2 separate regions of the Homo sapiens genome follow, and region 1 is linked to region 2. The links are chromatin contacts, found by Hi-C or POLR2A ChIA-PET in ENCODE. All regions are on one chromosome and are shown on one strand. The core of a region is the stretch at or near the end of the contact, and the rest is flanking DNA. Distances in the headings are between cores, read along the strand shown. Region 1 overlaps MPV17L-BMERB1 (MPV17L-BMERB1 readthrough). Region 2 overlaps ABCC1 (ATP binding cassette subfamily C member 1 (ABCC1 blood group)).

Region 1 (6,725 bases), core at 3,040-5,539, 540 kb before region 2:
CACCTAGCAAGCCCACGGTGGCCAAGACGGGGCTGGCACTGATCAAGGATTGTTGCGGGGCCACCCAGTGCAACATCATGTAGCCCCCACGTGGGGTGCCCTGGGCCATGGGGACCCCCCCCCACCCTCTTGTCTTTATAGCCCCCATTTCACCGGGGCCCAAGAGCTCTCCAAGGCAGAAGGGGTTGAAGGCAAGCCCGTGACTGTCACCAGAGGCCATGGGCACGGCAGGCGGGCCTGGCCACCCTGTACAGAGTGTAGCAGTAGGGAGTCTCTCACCGTCGCATGGTCCTCCCCAGAGCATGCCGAACCCAGGAGTCTGTCTCACTGTTTATCCAAACACCAGGAAAGGTCCTCCCTCAAAAAAGCATATCTCCACTTCTCTCTAGCTGTATCTAACCCACCGTGTGAATGAACTGGGAGAGGGGCATGCTCCCCAGCTGTGTGTAGTCGTGACTTCTCAACAATCTAGCACCATGTCGGACACGTTCCCCATCCACCCTCCTAGCTCTGCTCTCAGAGCTAGGCACATGGGCACAGGTCCCCTCCCGTCTGTCCTCTCCCAGCAACTGTGCCCTGGAGGGCTCCACATGGCCCCCGTGTCTCTCGGGCACCACCCATATAGCAGTCCCAGAGGGCCCATCTGTAAAGATCGAGCTTGTGTGTGGTGTCGTGGTCACATCTCCCGCTTCCCCCCATCCTGTGTCTGGGCACAGTTCACATCAGGACAGCGTCCATTGTGCTCTCAGTCTGCCTCAGGTGTGTGCCTGGAGGGGGCCTGGACTGGCATGGATCCAGTGTGCAGAAGAGCCAGCAGGGAACCGGAAGCTCTGATGTCAAGGCCAGAGCAGTTGAGAATGGGACCCAGAGTAGATGCTGACCTGGGCACTCCACCATTCCGGGGCCACCACAGAGATGCCAGCAGGATGCCACTTTGCCAGCCCGACACACGGACCTTTGTAAAGAACAGCAACAGGCAGGAGAGGCAGCGTGTGACCAGATTGTGTCCCGTCATTGGGTGGCATATGTTAACTAGCTGCCAAACAACTTCAACCCGTGTAATTCATGTACATTTGCAACAGCCAGCCCGGTACAGCCTGTGTGACTTCTCTGTATGTGTGTGTGTGTCGTGACCAGCCTAAGTAGTTAGCATAACTCAAGATGCTGATGTGCAGTCACCCATCAGAGAAAATAAAAATGGAAACCACGTTCACAGCATTTTAAAAGTTTTTACTTTTTTTCTTGATTATGGAAGTAATCCATGTACATAGTAAATCATTTTAAAAGTACAAAAAGTATGAAGAAGTTTGTCTTAAAAAAAAAAAAAATTATTCCTCCAACTAGAGACCACTCTGATGTTTCGACGTTTTAAAAAAGTCTTTTTTTGTGCATTTTTTCATCGTTGACATCATATTGTGGTATCATTTATAACCAGTTTTTTCCTACTTATTATACCACCATCTTCCACATCATTAAAAGCTCTTTGTAAACATTAAACACTCTTCATAAATCATGCCAATGTCTGTTTAGTAATCCATCTTGTGGATGTACTGTAATTCATCTAATCATTTCCTCACTATTGGATGTGTAGACTGGTTCTAGGTTTTCTTATAAATAGTGTCTTGGATTAGCCAGGCATGGTAATGGGTGCCTGTAATCCCAGCTACTTGGGAGGCTAAGGCAGGAGAATCACTTGAACCCAGGAGGCAGACGTTGCGGTGAGCCGAGATCGTGCCATTGCACTCCAGCCTGGGTGACAGAGCAAGACTCCATCTCAAAAAAAAACAAAAAAAGTGTCTTGGGCCAGGCGCTGAGGCGGGAGGATTGCTTGAGTCCAGGAGTTCGAGACCAGCCTGGGCAACATGGCAAAACCCTGTCTCTACTAAAAATACAAATAGCTGGGCATATGCGGTGGCGCGGGCCTGTGATCCCAGCTACTTGGGAGGTGGGAGGATTGCTGGAGCCTGGGAGGTTCCAGCTGCAGTGAGCCATGATCACACCACTGTATTCCAGCCTGGGCAACAGAGCAAGATCGCACCCCCTGGAAAAAAAAAATAGTGTCTTGATAAACATCTAGGGGGATAAGGTTTCATCTGAATTTTTTATTTTTTCCTTAAGATAAACTCCTAGAAGTAAAATTATTGGGCCATTCATAAGTAGCATTTTCAAAATATTTGTAAATTGGCTGGGTGCGGTGGCTCGCATCTGTAATCCCAGCACGTCGGGAGGCAGAGGCAGGCTGATCACTTGAGGCCAGGAGTTCGCGACCAGCCTGGCCAATACAGAGAAACCCCATCTCTACCAAAAAATACAAAAATTAGCTGGGTGTGGTGACTTGTGCCTGTAATCCCAGCTACTCAAGAAGCTGAGGCAGGAGAATCTCTTGAACATGGGAAGCAGAGGTTACACTGAGCTGAGATTGCGCCACTGCACTCCAGCCTGGGTGACACAGCGAGACTTCGTCTCGAAAAAAAAAAAAAAATTTGTAGATCAAAAGGTCTTTGGTTGGACAGGCCCTCCCAGCAGGCTGCTAGACCCCAGTCCTCCCACTCTGCGTGTTCGCGGCTTTGGTCTGCACACCACTTCCCACCATTCTGATGCTGAAAAGGGTCCCTTGGGCTACTCAGTGCCACCACAATGGCCTCAGAGGACCCCGTGTCCTCCTTCACCAACCTAGACCAATCATGAAGCCAGACTCTTCGTGTACTGGGGATGCCATAATGAATGACCTTCTACTGGGTGACTTAAAACAGTGGAACCGTCTCCTTTCACAGTCCTAAAGGCCAGAAGCCTGAAATCAACCTGTCTGCGGTGCTCTGCTCCCTCTGTGGGGAAGAATCTTCTTTTGCCTCTTGCAGCTCCTGGTGGCTCCTGGCACCTTGGCAGTTCCCTGGCTGCACCACTCCAGTCTTCACCTCTGTCTCCACGTGGCCGCCTCCGCTGTATATGTGCCTCTGTGCACCCTCTCATCTTAAAAAGACACCAGTCATTGGAGTGAGGGCCACCCGAATGCAGTATGATCTCATTTGGACCCTTTCCTTAATTACTTCTGCAAAAACCCTCTTTCCAACCAAGGTCACATTCTGAGGCTCCACGTAGACATGCATTTGGGGAGGACCCAATTCCACCCACCACAGACCCCTCCCGCTCCAACGTGCAGTGAAAACTCAGGCTGCAAAGGGCCCACCGCCCTCTTTTCCCCATAAAAAATGTGGGTCAAGGCTGGGCACTGTGGATCATGCCTGTAATCCCAGCACTTTGGGAGGCCGAGGTGGGAGGCTCACTTGAGGTCAGGAGCTCATGACCAACTTGGCTAACATGGTGAAACCCCATGTCTACTAAAAATACAAAAATTAGCAAGTGTGGTGGCACATGCTTGTAATCCCAGCTACTCGGGAGGCTAAGGCAGGAGAATCGGTTGAAACCAGGAGGCGGAGGTTGCAAAGAGCCGAGATCGCACCATTGCACTCCAGCCTGGGCAACAGAGTGAGACTCCATCTCGGAAAAAAAAAAGGGGGGGCTTGGGGGGTCCGGGCGTGGTGGCTCAAGCCTGTAATCCCAGCACTTTGGGAGGCCGAGGCGGGCGGATCACGAGTTCAGGAGATCGAGACCATCCTGGCTAACACGGTGAAACCCCATCTCTACTACAAATACAAAAAATTAGCCGGGCGTGGTGGTGGACGCCTGTAGTCCCAGCTACTCAGGAGGCTGAGGCAGGAAAATGGCGTGAACCCGGGAGGCGGAGCTTGCAGTGAGCAGAGCTTGCGGTGAGCAGAGATTGTGCCACTGCACTCCAGCCTGGGCGACAGAGCGAGACTCCATCTCAAAAAAAAAGGGGAGAGGGGAGTGGGGGGGTCAGCGAGGTCTGACCTCAGGCCAGTTATACAGCAGTCACTCACAGATCCAACGAACCAGAGGAGATCAAACCCTCATCAAAATCCTGCCTCTGGTACTTCCGCTAAGCTCTGGGTACACCTACTGTATGTTCCTGTAATTCCTACTGATTTTTTTAAAAAAAGAAAACATTAAAAAATCCAATTTATTTAAGCTGTCACAGACGCTTCCAGATTACCAGGGCCACCTTCCAAGCTGGGAAACCTTGCAGACTGTGGGGTCCTGCACACCTAGACTTGCTCCTTTTAGAAGCCATGGAGGAGGTTGATAATGGGAATAACATTTATTGTAGCTTATCTCTATGCCTTGAGCAATGTGCTCACACTGGCTGGTTCCCTCCTCACATCAGCCTGATGAGTCAGATCCTGTTATTACTTCTCACTTTACAGATGAGGAAGTAGCAGTAAATCCATTACCCTTTTCAAGCGGAGGTTGCAAGAGGTTGCAAGCGGAGGCAGAATAAACACTTGAAACAGTGAGTCAGATCCTGTTATCACTTCTCACTTTACAGATGAGGAAGTGGCAGTAAATCCACTGCCCACGGTCCCAGGGGTTGTTAGTGACAGAGTCATCATTCATCTCCCTCCCTCCCCACCACTGTAGCCCCAATTGTTCTTTCTCTTCCCATCGGAGGGATTTAAACAGGTCTCTCCCATTTAAAAGCAAACAGGGCTGGACACGGTGGCTCACGCCTGTAATCCCAGCACTTTGGGAGGCCGAGGCGGGCAAATCACGAGATCAGGAGATTGAGACCATCCTGGCTAACATGGTGAAAACCCATCTGTACTAAAAATACAAAAAAATTACCTGGGCATGGTGGTGGGCGCCTGTGGTCCCAGCTACTTGGGAGGCTGAGGCAGGAGAATCGCTTGAACCTGGGAGGCAGAGGTTGCAGTGAGCCGAGATTGCGCCACTGCACTCCAGTCTGGAGACACAGCAAGACTTTGTCTCAAAACACACACACACACACACACACACACACACACACAACACAACACAACAACAACAACAACAAAAAAAGTGTCCTCTTCCTTTTAGAGAATTTAAAAAACAGGGTGAAACCCCATGTCTACTAAAAATACAAAAATTAGCAAGTGTGGTGGCACATGCTTGTAATCCCAGCTACCCGGAAGGCTAAGGCAGGAGAATCGGTTGAAACCAGGAGGCGGAGGTTGCAAAGAGCCGAGATCGCACCATTGCACTCCAGCCTGGGCAACAGAGTGAGACTCCATCTCGGAAAAAAAAAGTGGGGGCTTGGGGGTTCCGGGCATGGTTGACTGTGTGACTATATTATATCTATACATAATATATAGATATATATCTATATATAATATATAGATATCTATATATTATATATAGATATATATCTCTATTATATATAATAGATATATCTATTTATATATAGATATTATAGAGACATCTATATCTATATCTATATATAATATCTATATTATATTACGCCTGTAATCCCCGCACTTTGGGAGGCCGAGGCAAGTGAACCACTTGAGGCCAGGAGTTTGAGACGAGCCAGAGCAACATGGCAAAACCCCGTCTCAAAAAAAATTAGCCAGGTGTGGTGGCAGCATCTGTAATCCCAGCTGTTCGGAGGCTGAGGCATGAGAATCGCTTGAACCCGGTAGGAGGTTGCAGTGAGCCGAGATCGTGCCACTGCACCCCAGTCTGGGCGATAGAGTGAGACTCTGTCTCAAAAAAAAAAAAAATGTATTTCCTGATTCTTGCCACACCTGCCCTTGATGCATCAGACTCTGGCTGCTGAAATACCAAGGGCGGCGACCCTGCAGCCCCAGTGTGGATTTGTCTGCACTTGCTGATACCAGAAACTGCAGTGGGGGCAGGTGGGTGGTAGGAGCGGGGGTTCCCTCATGCCCAGGCCCTGCACCTGGGAAGCCTTTGGAGGCCATCACATGAGCTGCCTGAGGCGGATGGAAGAGACGGTGCCAAGCAGGCCCAATATGTTCCCTGCTGGCCCTGGTACTGCTCCCCTGCGGATGCTCCTGGTTGGTTCACCACCTCGTGCGGAGTGAGGAGCTGAGCAGCCCAGCCACTGAGCAGGATTTCCCTCTAAGAACGGCCCCTTCCACCCTGCAATGCCTTCTTCCTCTGCACCTCAGCTCCCCCACTTCCAAGGCGTTCCTTCCCGGAACGTGTGTATTCTTCTCTTCATCTTGCTAAGGAAAGTTCTGGCTCTTGGTGCTCTGGCTTGGCACCTTCTAAGCTCTCTAGCCCTTTTCCCCCCGCCCCCCCCCCCCCCAAAAAAAAGCGTTCTCAGCCAGGCGTGGTGGCTCATGCCTGTAATTCCAGCACTTTGGGAGGCTGAGCCCAGAGGATCACTTGAGCTCAGGAGTTCAAAACTAGCCTGGCCAACATGGTGAAACCTCATCTCTACTAAAAATACAAAAATTTGCCAGTGTGATGGTGCACATATGTAATCCCAGCTACTCGGGAGGCTGAGACAGGACAATCGCTTGAACCTGGGAGGTGGAGGTTGCAGTGAGCTGAGATTATGCCACTGCACTCCAGCCTGGGTGACAGAGTGAGACTGTCTCAAAAAACCAAAAAACAAAACAAAAAACCACTCAGGCTTAGCCATTTCTCTGGGGTCTTCATTTCCTTATGAAGACTCTCGCAAAACTGGTATGAAGTAAAATTTGTTTGCTTTTTTCCTATTAATGTCTTTGTCAGTTTAAGGCCCAGCCAGGGACACTAGGAGAATTGAGGAAGTTTTGCCGCCCACCGCCCCCCCCCCCAGCAATGGGGACAGCAGGTGGGTGGAGGCCGCTGAGGGCTTCTGCGCCATGACTCACCCTCTG
Region 2 (6,796 bases), core at 1,436-3,935:
TTCCCCATCAGTCACACAGATTCCTTAGTGGCCCAAGAGGATACTTCCAGGTACGAGGGGAATGCTTTTAAAGCTATGAATTTCCCTCTAAGAACTGCTTTAGCTGCATCTCACAAATGATGATACATTGTGTTTTCATATTGTCACCTGGCTAAAAATATTTTCCAGTTTCTTATTATGTGGCCCATGAGTTATTTTGGAAATGTGTGTGCTTAGGAGATGGCAATGTGGCAGGCCTGGGTGATGGCTATACCTGGGGTTGCTAATTTCGGTACCTTTCTTACCTGAATGTTTCATAACTCATAACCTTTTATTTTTATTTATTTATTTTTTTTGGAGACGGAATCTCACTCTGTCACCCAGGCTGGAATGCAGTGGTGGGATCTCGGCTCACTGCAACCTCTGCCTCCTGGGTTCAAGTGATTCTTCTGCCTCAGCCTCCCAAATAGCTGGGTTTACAGGTGTGCGTCACCATGCCTGGCTAATTTTTATATTTTTAGTAGTGACTGATGGGGTTTCGCCACATCGGCCAGGCTGGTCTCAAACCCCTGACCTCAGGTGATCTGACCGCCTCAGCCTCCCATAATTCATACTTGTTGAAAATAATTTGTTTCCTATTATCTCAGTGGAAAAAAAGAAAAAGGAAAGTCAAGTACGCCCGCTTACTCTAGAAATGCCACGTGACTCTTCCACTCACAGGTCACCACGTACTTGAACTGGCTGGTTCGGATGTCATCTGAAATGGAAACCAACATCGTGGCCGTGGAGAGGCTCAAGGAGTATTCAGAGACTGAGAAGGAGGTAGGCAAGGGCCCCTGGCTGGACCTCTTGGTCTTTGGTGTAGCTTTACCCCAAGGAGATCTCTGGACCCTATCCTGTGCACCTCTGCCTCTGAGCTGGATACCTCACCAGGTAGAAGTGCATCTTAACGCTTGTCCAGTCTTTTTGCAGCACTTATTTAGAGCCCGGTTTTAGGGTGAAAATAGTTTACCGGCTTTACCCAAGATCTGGGGTATCCATATACGAGACTGTGGGATGCTGTCAGGGCATTCAGAAGGTATTCACATTGTGAAGAAGTTTCCCCCTCTATTTCTCTTTCATAACTTCTGATGGTATCACAGAGAAAGTCTTAGTCTGGGGCTAGCAGGTCTTTAACACCTTAGCAATTGAGATGATCTCCCTTCAACAGACAGATAAACAGCAGCCCTCACACTTGGAGTCTTCAACAGGACGGATTCTGTCTATCAGAAATAACCTTCTGTTATTTGTTATGAATTTGGTTTTTTTGTGTGTGTGATGGAGTCTCACTGTCACCCAGGCTGGAGTGCAGTGGCACAATCTCGGCTCACTGCAACCTCCTCCTCCCAGGTTCAAGTAATTCTCCTGCCTCAGCCTCCCAAATAGTTGGGATTACAGGTGCCTGTCATCATGCCTGGCTAATTTTTGTATTTTTAGTAGAGATGGGGGTTTCACTAAGTTGGCCAGTCTGGTCTCAAACTCTTGACCTCAGGTGATCCGCCTGCCTCAGCCTCCCAAAGTGCTGGGATTACAGGCGTGAGCCACTGCGCCTGGCCTGTTATGTATTTGTATAGGGGACTCCTGTTACGGAAAATAATACTACTTTTCCTTTTGTGATTGTAATAAATTTTCCTCTTAAGTAAGTTGAGAAATTAAGTCTAAGTGACTTGATTAAGCATATTAAAACAACAAGAGAATGAGTACATGCATACTACACGAATGATGTAGCTGGGAACTGACCAAAGTTTGGGAAACCCTGCCGTTATTGAACCCCAGTCCCCTTTTTATAGATGGAGAAAAAGGGAACCTGGGGAGGGACAACAGCTGATCCAAGGTCCCACGTGGCTTGGTAGAACAGCTGGGACTAGGACCCGTGCCTCCAGTCTTTGATGTTGCGTTGCCCTTAATAACTGCCTTCTTAGGCCCTGAACAGCAGCACAAGTAGGAACAGCAGTGATAATAGATAATCACAATAATGCCTGGCGACACCCCCACCCTACATTAATGATAACAGGGACACACATAGTGCCTTGTAGAATGTCAGGCCCAGACTTAAACGTTTAATATAGAGTAATGCACTCAGTCTTTACCCCGCTCTATGACTGATTTTTGAGACACGGTCTCACTCTTGCCCGGGTTGGAGTGTAGTGCGATCTCATTCGCTGCCTCCCAGGCTCAAGTGATTCTCCTACCTCTGCCTCCTGAGTGTCTGGGACCACGGGCATATGCCATCACACCGGACTGATTTTTGTATTTTTAGTAGAGACGGGATTTTGCCCAGACTCATCTTGATCTCCTGAGCTCTAGTGATCTGCCTGCCTTGGCCTCCCAAAGTGCTGGGATTACAAGCGGGAGCCACCATGCCCAGCCCAGCCCTATAATTTAGATGCTACTATTACCCCCATTTTACAGGTGAGGAAACTGAGACAAAAAGCTGAAGTTACTTGCCCAAGATCACATGGCTGGTAAATGGCAGACCTAGGCGTTGAGCCTGTGCCTCCTCAGAGACCCTATCCAGTGCCATGGGAGTCATGCTACCCGGCCTCCTGAGGAGAGATGCCCCTTGGGAGTGAGACCAAGGCCTCTGTAAGGTCTGTCCTCCTGAGGAATTCACAGAGGTGACCTCGGCCCACTCCTTTAACATTCTGACTGGGTGAACCAGGTCCCATGTCACGGGTGAGCATTGTAAGAATGGCGTGAGTGCCCCCGTGAGGAACCAAGGGTGTATTACACCGGCGGCTTCCAACTTGACACTGAATTTAATTCACTTACAAGGTATTTCATTAGGTTTTTTTTTTTTTTTTTTTTAGATGGAATTTGGCTTTTTTTTTGCCCAGGCTGGAATGCAGTGGCACGATCTCAGCTCACTGCAACCTCCACCTCCTGGGTTCAAGTGATTCTCCTGCCTCAGCCTCCCAATTAGCTGGGATTACAAGTACCCACCACCCCGCCCAGCTAACTTATTTCATTAGTTTTTATAATAGCCTCATTGACATGTGAATTTCACATGCCATGGAATTCACCCAGTTAAAGCGTTCAGTTAGATTGAATTCAGTTTTTTTTTTGTTTGTTTGAGACTTAAGTCTCGCTCCAGCCTGGAGTGCAGTGGCATGATCTCAGCTCACTGCAACCTCCTTCTCCTGGGTTCAAGCGATTCCCAGCCTCCTGAGTAGCTGGGATTACAGGCGATTTTTGTATTTTTAGTAGAGAAGGGATTTCACCATGTTGGCCCGGCTGGTCTCGAACTCCTGACCTCGTGATCCACCCGCCTCAGCCTCCCAAAGTGCTGGGATCACAGGTGTGAGCCACCACACCCGGCCTGAGTTCAGTTTTTAAAAGCATTTTACTTTTGACTGACTTTTATATTTTTAGAAGGATCGTGTTTGACAAACCCAAGAGAAAGTAATTGTCCTCATTAGTCCTACCACTATTCTGTATTTGCATGTATTTTTATATATAGATAGAAAGTTCCACATACTTCTCTCCATTCCGCTCACTGTGTTGTTATAGCATCTCCCCTTCAATTATGTACATAAATTATAAAATAGAGATACACTTGTTGTTTTAAAAAAGAAAAAATCAATACAGGGCTGGACACAGTGGCCCACGCCTGCAATCCCAGCACTTTGAGAGGCCAAGGTGGGTGGATCACTTGAAGCCAGGAGTTCGAGACCAGCCTGGCCAACGGTGAATCCCGTCTCTACTAAAAATACAAAAATTAGTTGGCATGGTGGCAGGTGCCTATAATTCCAGCTACTTGGGAGGCTGAGGTGGGAGGATCGCTGGAACCCGGGAGGTGGAGGTTGCAGTGAGCTGAAGAAACATCACTGCACTCCAGCCTGGGTGACAGAGTGAGACTCTGTCTCGAAAAACAAAAAAACAAAGAAGTTTATGGTGGAGAAAGACAGTTTGTTCCTGTTCGCCCCGTTCCTCTCCTCTCCAGAGAGAGGCCCCATTAGCATTCGGGTGAATTTCCCCCAAAACTTTCCCGTGTGGATTCCCACATACCCCAACACTTTTGTTTGCTTGTTTCTTTTTCTTTTAACGTAAGTGGAATCTACCTGTTATCCTGTGAAACCTTTTCTTTAACCATGAGGCACCTTTGCATCTGTGTATAGTAACAGTCACTGCCTCTAAGGGCTGCTGTGAGGCTCAGATGAGATCATGGGTCTCAAGTGCTGAGCAGAGCAACTTGCCTTAGTTGCATTGTAAGCGCTCAATAATAACATTTATTTTTTGGCCAGGCGCGGTGGCTCACGCCTGTAATCCCAGCACTTTGGGAGGCCAAGGCAGATGGATCACTTGAGCCCAGGAGTTTGAGACGATCCTGGGCAACATGGTGAGACATCGTCTCTACAAAATAAAAAATAATACTTTTTGTTGTTGGCGGTGGTGGTGGGGTTTTTTTTTGTTTTTTTTTTTTTGAGACAGAGGAGTCTTGCTGTGTCACCCAGACTGGAGTGTAGTGGTTTTATCTTGGCTCACTGCAACCTCTGCCTCCCAGATTCTAGTGATCGTCGTGTCTCAACCTCCCAAGTAGCTGAGATTACAGGCTCCCACCATCAGGCCCAGCTAATTTTTGTATTTTTAGTAGAGCCAGGGTTTCACCATGTTGGTCAGGCTGGTCTCAAACTCCTGACCTCAAGTGTTCTGCCCACCTCGGCCTCCCTAAGTGCTGGGATTACAGGTGTGAGCCACTGCGCCGGCAACGCTGTGATTTTATAGCACGTCCACAAAAGGGCTGCATGTCTTGCCTAAAAGTTGCCCGGCGTTTTCTTGTTATGTGCCGTCTGCAGTGCCCCTGAGCTTGGCCATGTGCTCTGCAGCCTGGTTCAGCACCTGTGTGTGCCCTGGACGGGGAGGTGCATTCCCCGAGGCTAAAACCAGTGAACCTGGCCCAGGCCATATCCAGCTGTGGGCCTCAGGAAATGCTGAACTGAACTACTTTTCAAAAGGAGGGTTGTGTGTCCCTGGGCAAGTTACCGCCCCTCTCTGTGTCTCAGTCTCCTTGTGTGTAAACTGGGGATAATGAAAGGACCCTCCCACATGGGGTTGCTGTGAGGATTGGATGAGACACTGCGATACAGATGCTGCTTTTATCCTTGCCTTCCTGCCGGGGTGGGCAGCCAGGGTAACTCACTTTTATTGTCGTGTCTGTCCAGAGAAGACCACTCATTTCATTGACTCCATTTATAAATATTTATTTAAATTTTTTTTTATCAAAAAGTAAGTTTTATTGGCATCTAAAAACAAAATTCACCCAACACTGAAACATACTTCAATATTTATGTTATTGTTTTCTTGTTTCTTTTTTACTCACTGCAGTGTGAGGAACAAATCACATTTACTTTGGAGAAACAGAGACCATAGTGTAGATTTTACAAAATCACTTTTTAAACTCTCTGTATTGCGCTCCTCAAATACCTAGAGCCAGTCTGTGCATAACATGGCACACTGTTGTCTAAACCGTAAAATTTTGCATCAGCCTAAAGATATGGATAAGATATACCTCCACTTGCTCTTTTGAAATACATCTATTACCTTATCCAGCCTAATGATAGTTACCTAAAAAATTCTTTGTTCCGTAGGAAGTCTCTGACAAGCTGTTATTCATTTCCTTGACGTTAAAAGAATCTGGGGGCAACATTTATATTTTATCAGAAAAACTTTTTAAAAGTTTACCTATCATGTTCATATTGAGAACAATGTCTGTGGCGGGCATGGTGGCTCACGCCTGTAATCCCAGCACTTTGGGAGGTAGAGGTGGGTGGATCATGAGGTCAGGAGTTAGAGACCAGCCTGGCCAACATGGTGAAACCACATCTCTACTAAAAATACAAAAATTAGCTGGGTGTGGTGGCGGGTGTCTGTAATCCCAGCTACTCAGGAGGCTGAGGCAGGAGAGTCGCTTGAACCTGGGAGGCAGGGGTTGCAGTGAGCTGAGATCATGCCATTGCACTCCAGCCTGGGCGACAGAGTGAGACTCCATCTCAAAAAAAAAAGAACAATGTCTATACAAATCAGTTGTACAATTATTTTAAAAGAATGGTGAGCATGAACGTCACGTTAATTCTGGCAGACAAAAATGAACAACTATGGTCCATTGAGCCATTATCTGTTACACAGAGATGACAGCTTTACAGAAGGTATCTCTGACCTACTGAGGGATGATCATGTCCTCTCAGTTTCTGTGCCTTCTACCACTAGTTCACTTTCTATATCAGCAGCTGTGTCACTCTTCTTGTTTATGTTCATAAATGTGTGTTGAACACCTACTATGTGCTCTGAGCCCTGGGATACAGCAGTGAACAATTAGAGCCTGTCCTCATTGAGTGGATGGTGCAGTGGGTGTGGGAGACAGAATACACTCAAGCATGCGAGCCCCAAGAGGGCTGGGGACAGGCAGTGCCCTGAAGGAGAAGGCAGTGCGGGAGGGGACAGAGGGACACAGGGCTGAGAGGGTGCTCTGTATCGACCAGAGATCCACAGGATGCAAGGGGGTCATTTGGGGAATAACATTCCAGGAAGGGCAACCCCCCAGTGCTGAGGCCTGGGAGGCCACCTTGGGCAGCAGAGTGAGTGAGAGGGGAGGTCAGGGGAGTCACAGCTTTACCAGATGGACTGGAAATTCCTTACTCTCTCCCTTCACTGCGATCGAAGGCGCCCTGGCAAATCCAGGAGACAGCTCCGCCCAGCAGCTGGCCCCAGGTGGGCCGAGTGGAATTCCGGAACTACTGCCTGCGCTACCGAGAGGACCTGGACTTCGTTCTCAGGCACA

Evidence for each region. A loop is a pair of places that touch in the nucleus more often than their neighbours do. ChIA-PET counts read pairs that join two places held with the same protein, here RNA polymerase II (POLR2A). Pooled maps may share reads with other maps.
Region 1: a pooled map shows a loop between it and region 2 (3-fold over the local background). The contact joins two enhancer-like sites. A Hi-C loop is called at or near these places in 1 of 168 maps with a recorded cell type or tissue (endothelial cell of umbilical vein) and 1 of 50 pooled maps. POLR2A ChIA-PET finds 5 or more read pairs at or near these places in 2 of 52 experiments (BJ and GM12878).

What each region holds. Positions count from the first base shown.
Region 1 is chr16:15,586,747-15,593,471 of GRCh38, forward strand. It overlaps MPV17L-BMERB1 (MPV17L-BMERB1 readthrough), which reads left to right. Exons shown (of 6, transcript NM_001414674.1): 6 at 1-1,513. The coding sequence ends at 83. It overlaps BMERB1 (bMERB domain containing 1), which reads left to right. Exons shown (of 6, transcript NM_033201.3): 6 at 1-1,513. The coding sequence ends at 83. Among named protein-coding and RNA genes, the nearest start is that of MIR6506, 21 kb to the right of the region's middle. RefSeq lists enhancers at 338-839, 3,780-4,979, 4,326-4,620. Within about 2 kb of position 4,290, at least 33 of the 41 ENCODE cell types and tissues checked have a DNase peak (open chromatin) inside an H3K27ac peak, as active enhancers do.
Region 2 is chr16:16,125,111-16,131,906 of GRCh38, forward strand. ABCC1 (ATP binding cassette subfamily C member 1 (ABCC1 blood group)) reads left to right here. Exons shown (of 31, transcript NM_004996.4): 26 at 700-801; 27 at 6,679-6,796. Among named protein-coding and RNA genes, the nearest start is that of ABCC6, 95 kb to the right of the region's middle. RefSeq lists an enhancer at 6,768-6,796. Within about 2 kb of position 2,686, at least 6 of the 41 ENCODE cell types and tissues checked have a DNase peak (open chromatin) inside an H3K27ac peak, as active enhancers do.